2 separate regions of the Homo sapiens genome follow, and region 2 is linked to region 1. A link is a loop called in an ENCODE intact Hi-C map of the cell type or tissue named here. Cell type or tissue: gastrocnemius medialis. All regions are shown on one strand. Each heading gives the region's core, and the rest is flanking DNA. Links, peaks and the distances in the headings are about the cores only. Region 1 has its middle 3.7 kb from the start of CAPN7. Region 2 has its middle 22 kb from the start of METTL6.

What was found. Hi-C counts contacts between places; a loop is a spot of excess contacts. Peaks named below come from ENCODE experiments on the same cell type or tissue, not always from the same donor. Only the 100,000 strongest peaks of a DNase experiment are listed, where the experiment ranks them.
Region 2: a loop joins it to region 1, with 5 times the contacts of the local background. A loop is called at or near these places in 78 of 110 quality-filtered maps.

Annotation. Positions count from the first base shown.
Region 1 is chr3:15,201,124-15,203,939 of GRCh38, reverse strand. It overlaps the pseudogene COL6A4P1. Among named protein-coding and RNA genes, the nearest start is that of CAPN7, 3.7 kb to the left of the region's middle. RefSeq lists an enhancer at 1,124-1,173. In gastrocnemius medialis, for the core only: CTCF peaks have their summits at 885 and 1,086; a DNase peak (open chromatin) is centred at 1,079.
Region 2 is chr3:15,404,010-15,406,825 of GRCh38, reverse strand. It overlaps a transcript of METTL6 not described here. Among named protein-coding and RNA genes, the nearest start is that of METTL6, 22 kb to the left of the region's middle. In gastrocnemius medialis, for the core only: a CTCF peak has its summit at 1,191 (motif pointing right); no DNase peak of the experiment used is centred there.

The DNA.
Region 1 (2,816 bases), core at 6-2,505:
ATCTGCATATAATTACATATGGAATCTATTAAGATTATATTTAATTCTATATATTTTAAATATGTATATAAAATTAAGTTAGGATATGTGTGTATATAAAATTCTACTGTAGGTGAAAAAGATGTTATTACCCTTTTTAAAGCTGCCAACCAAATGATGGTAGTTTATTATTTCATTAAATACATATGCAAAATTCTGTTGGCCAGGCACTGGAGGTAAAGACAGCTCACACTGTGGTGAGCAAGACATTCAGCAGCCAACAGTTAAAAGCATCATTTAATAATTGCTAAAAGAGAGAAGGCAGAGGCTGGGAGGAGCACTACCTAAATCAGCTTGGGGAGTCTAACACAGTGTTCCAGAAGAAAGGTGGCTTGAGTTGAGTCCCAAAGGCAGAATAAGAGCAAAGCAGGAGAGGAAGAGATGGATGTTTCAGTCTCAACTAGAGGCAGGAGTGTTGAGGTCCGTGTATTTTGAGGATTGGGATTCACTGGGTGTGGCTGTGGGAAGAGATGGAAAATGAGACTTTAGAGCTGTGCTTCTCACATTTAGCTGCTTTGGAACCACCCAGGGATCTGATTATATATAGGTTTCTGGGCTCCATCCTAGAATGCCTGGGTCAGTAGGGTTGGGCAGGGCCTGGGAATCTGCATTTCTGCAGATTCTGACAAGTGATGCTGCTGGTGCAGAGACCACACTTTGAGAACCACTGCTCTAGATTTAGAAGGGAGTCACTGAAAGCTTAAGGCCCGTTCCCAGTCAAGTCTCTTGACCATGGCTTCATGGCCTTGAAATTCAGCACTCAGGGGAAGAGTGGATCATGCTAAGGACAGCAAAGACAGGGGTGAGTTAAATTCCCTCCCTGCAGTCCCATCTCTGCTGTGCTGGATCCCTGGCCTTGAAGCTTCCTTCCTTCTTAGTTTTTTCCCCTGTGACCCTCTAGGACACATGCTATGTTGCTGTTGGTCTTTGGTAGTTGCCCTCTCTCACAGTTGGGTGGGACAAGTCATCCTATTTACTACAGATCCTCACCAACTGTGCTGGGTTTATGCAGATTCCTGAGAGCACACTGTCACCTTGTGTTCATATGTGGCACTGCAGCTAGGTGTTACCTCATAGGGGCTTGTGGTCACAACTTTATCCTTTCAACAAACATTTCATTAAAATATCTACCATGGCCGGGTGTGGTGGCTCACACCTGTAATCTCAGCACTTTGGGAGGCCGAGGTGGGTGGATCACCCGAGGTCAGGAGTTCGAGACCAGCCTGGCCAACATGGCAAAACTTCATCTCTACTAAAAATACAAAAAATTAGCCAGGTATGGTGGCAGGTGCCTGTAATCCCAGCTACTTGGGAGGCTGAGGCAGGAGAATTGCTTGAACCAGGGAGGCATAGGTTATAATCCCAGCACTTTGGGAGGCTGAGGCAGGTGGATCACCTGAAGTCAGGAGTTCGAGACCAGCCTGGCCAACATAGTGAAACCTTGTCTCTACTAAAAACACAAAAAATTAGCCAAGCATTTTGGTGGGCGCCTGTAATCCCAGCTACTCAGGAGTCTGACACAGGAGAATCGCTTGAACCCAGGAGGCGGAGGTTGCAGTGAGCCGAGATCACGCCATTGCACTCCAGCCTGGGCAACAAGAGCGAAACTCCATCTAAAATAAATAAATAAATATCTACCATAATCCCTGAAGAGCACAATAATTTTCAAGTCCAGGGCTCTCTGGGGCTCTTTAGAGATAACAGCACCATCCCTGAGGCAAGGTATGGAGCAAATTTGAGAAGCAAATTTTAGGAAGAAGTGAGTTGGGGCAGTTACTACTAGCTCTAGACAGTTCAAGGGAACGTAGGTCCAATATATTTTTTTAAATCAAGAGAAGCCAGAAATTTAAATCTTGGTGTAAAAAATACTGACTTTTAAGTAAAAATAAAGTGAAATGTTTTCCCCCTTTTTTTTTTTTTGACAGAGTTTTCACTCTTGTTGCCCAGGCTGGAGTGCAATGGTGCAATCTCAGCTCACTGAAACCTCCGCCTCCTGGGTTCAAGCAGTTCTCCTGCCTCAGCCTCCCAAGTAGCTTGAATTACAGGCATGCGGCACCACGCCCGGCTAGTTTTTTGTATTTAGTAGAGATGGGGTTTCACCATGTTGGTCAGGCTCGTCTCGAACTGCTGACCTCAGGTGATCCACCCGCCTCGGCCTCCCAAAGTGCTGGGATTACAATTGTGAGCCACCACTCCTGGCCAGTGAAATGTTTTTCTAAGTACTAAGAGACAACATTGCACATCTACAGGCTACACTGGGCTCATATCCTGTTATTTTGATCCTTTCTTGGTACTTTAATTCCTTTACATAATTTTAGAGCAGTCTCAAGAAGGAGAGAAGGTAAATGCTGACATTTGTGGATACAGTGGTGTGAAAACAGGCCCTCCTCTCATAGGGCTTTTGGCCTACTGGGAGGACACAGGCATTAATCAATCAATAAAGGCCATTAGTGAATGAATCATTACAAATGTAGACGAGTACTCCAAAGGTAATCAACAGTTTTGTAAGAGCTTATGAAAAGGAAACTGACCTGAACTAGGGGGTCAGCAAAGACTTTCCCTGAGATAGAAGGAACTGCTTGTGCAGTGGCCAGTGGCAAAACTGAACATGGAACAGAGGCCAGTGTAGCTGGAGCAGACACAGTGAAATGCAGGCAGAGGCTCAGAAGGTGAGGGTGTCAGGCATGAGACCATGTAGGGCCTTGTAGGCCCTGTTAAGAGTTTGGGTTTCTATCTTAATTCTCAGTACACCATTGTGGACTGCTACACTCAATTTT
Region 2 (2,816 bases), core at 211-2,710, 200 kb before region 1:
AAATCTTGTCTCTACTAAAAATACAAAAAATTAGCTAGGCATGGTGCCTTTAGTCTCAGCTACTCGAGAAGCTGAGGCAGGAACCTGGGAGGTGGCGGTTGCAGTGAGCCAAGATCATGCCATTGCACTGTAGCCTGGGCAACAGAGTGAGACTCCATCTCTCTCTCTCTCTCTCTCTCTCTCTCTCTCTCTCTCTATATATATATATATATATATATATATATATATATATATATATAACTGTTTGTTTTTTTTTTTTCATGGCTGGGTCAGGGTTGGAAGTGGGCCCAGGCAGCTGCCAACTTTAAGATATGTTGATTGTAAAATGTACTTCTTGTTAAATTAATGAGGTGACCCAGTCCATCAGTATTTTAACTATGAGCCAGTAGATTGGTTCACAAGCATATTAAAGGCCAAACCTAAAAATGGCTTCAGTCTCATTGCCTCTAGGTTCTTGTGTTCATTCTCGCTGGACACATTTCCATCAGTGCACCCTAAATTAATACAACAGAGGATCAGGTTCTCCCACGTTTGGGTGCTTAGGGACTAGGAAAGCAAGACCATGGTTGGTTTAGTAGCAAACTGTGTGGAATCATATAGACTACAAAGAGTCAACCAATATTGCCTTGTCTTCACAGCCAGAAAACAGTCGCCGGAAACGTAGTGAGTACTGGCTAACAGTACTATAAAAAATAGTATAAATACTATATTATATTAAAATATCCTATATAGTACTATATGTTTCTTTTGAACTTTTCACATATATTAATACATATAGTATAGTGATGTGTGTGTGCGTGTGTATATATATATACACATACACACACACATACTCCATACAATAGTGCTAATACAATTTTATTACAGGATTTGGAATATGAATAAATGGGTTCAAGTGCAGGACTTACCCAGTACAAACTACCAACTTCTTTGAACTTCAGACTCCACATGTCTAAGACTGAGATCTTAGTACCTAGTACCTGGCAGGGCTGCTGCCAGGATTAAGTGAGATCATTCAGATGGGAGTGCTTGGTTTACTATAAAGTACCAGTCAAGTGTTAGTTATTTCTATTATTTTGTATTTCTCCAGAAAGTATATTGTTAGGTCGAAATGGTAGAGCAGCTCATGAACCAAGTCTTTTTCAAGAAGGTTTAATCTTGGGGTCCTTGTAAGGGCTCGGGATTTGAATGTTGTACCACAAGGTGGTGCTAGACATTAGATGTTTTTATTGGCCTTCTACTCCCATCTTAATTAGTTACATAGTGTTCTTTTTTTATTGTTACTGAAGAGCATGGATTATTACAAATGTTTTCTAGATTAACTTAAAAGCTCATAAGATCAATCCCATCTTAGTTATATAGTGTCCATTTTTTAATTGTCATTGAAGAGCATAGAAAATATTTATTACAAATGTGTTTTCTAGATCAACTTATGAGCTCATAAGATCAATTTTGGCCTCACTGGAGATTAGAAAGCAAGGGTGCTTTTACCTAATGTTCAGTCTACTTTCCCTTCTGAAGGTGTTTACTTTCAGTTAAATCTGGGAAGCATTTTAAGGTAATGTCTGTGATGGGCTCGAAAGGCGTCTGCAAGGCCCCCAGGACACTGGGGAGCATAAATACGTGCTGGACACCAATGAAGGGTCCTAATTTTTTTTTCCTGTGAGTAAATACCCCTTTGTACTTTCCTATCCCCAAATGGTTTTGTGGATTTGCTTTTACTGTTGTTTGGAATTAAGGCCAAAGCAGAGAAGGGTCTGCAGCACAGATAATTGTCTGCCTCACGCAGATATTATTTGTAGCTATCTTTGATAGCATTTGGTTCCCTATTTCACAGTTGTCAACTGAGGAAGGGAAAATTGTGAAATGAGTAAACCAAGACTGTTTTGCAGGGCCATGTTCTCTATTGGGGAGCAGACATTTCTCACAAATTTAAGTAAGTTCTGCTACTGAAACCAAATGTTCTATTAAAAAGAAAATTAGTAGGGCACAGTAGCATATGCCTGTAGTCCCAGCTACTTGGGAAGCTGAGGCAGGAGAATCACTTGAGGCCAGGTGTTCAAGGCTACAGTGCACTATGATCTCACCTGTGAATAAACCAGCCACTGCACTCCAGCCTGAGCAACATAGCAGGACCCTGTCTTTAAAATAAATAAATAAAAATTTAAAAATAAGGGCAGGGCAAGGTGGCTTACACCTGTAATCCCAGCACTTTGGGAGGCCGAGGCAGGCGGATCACCTGAAGTCAGGAGTTCGAGACCAGCCTAGCCAACATGGTGAGGCCCTGTCTCTACTTAAAAAAAAAAAAAAAAAAAATTAGCTGGGCATGATGGTGCGCATCTGTAATCCCAGGTACTCGGGAGGCTGAGGCAGATGAATTGCTTGAACCTGGGAGGCAGAGGTTGCAGTGAGCCTAGATCGCATCACTGTACTCCAGCCTGTGTGACAAGAGCAAAACTCCGTCTCAAATAAATAAGTAAAATAAATCAGATGTTTTTCACTTTTCCTTCCTGTCCTCCTCAAATGTGTGGTATTTCATTAAATTGTGTTCAATGGGTACCAGCTGGATGCAGGGCACTCTGGGGTCACTATGGCTGGAGTGCAGGGTAGGGGTGAAGGGATAGTGGGTGTCAGAGGCATTTGAACCAGAGTAACTCCATTTTGAATAGGGGCTGAGTAGAATGAGGCTGAGACCTGCTGGGCTGCATTCCCAGGAGGTTAAGGCATTCTTAGTCATAGGACGAGATAGGAGGTCAGCATAAGATATAGGTCATAAAAACCATGCTTATAAAGCAGGTTGTAATAAAGAAGCCAGC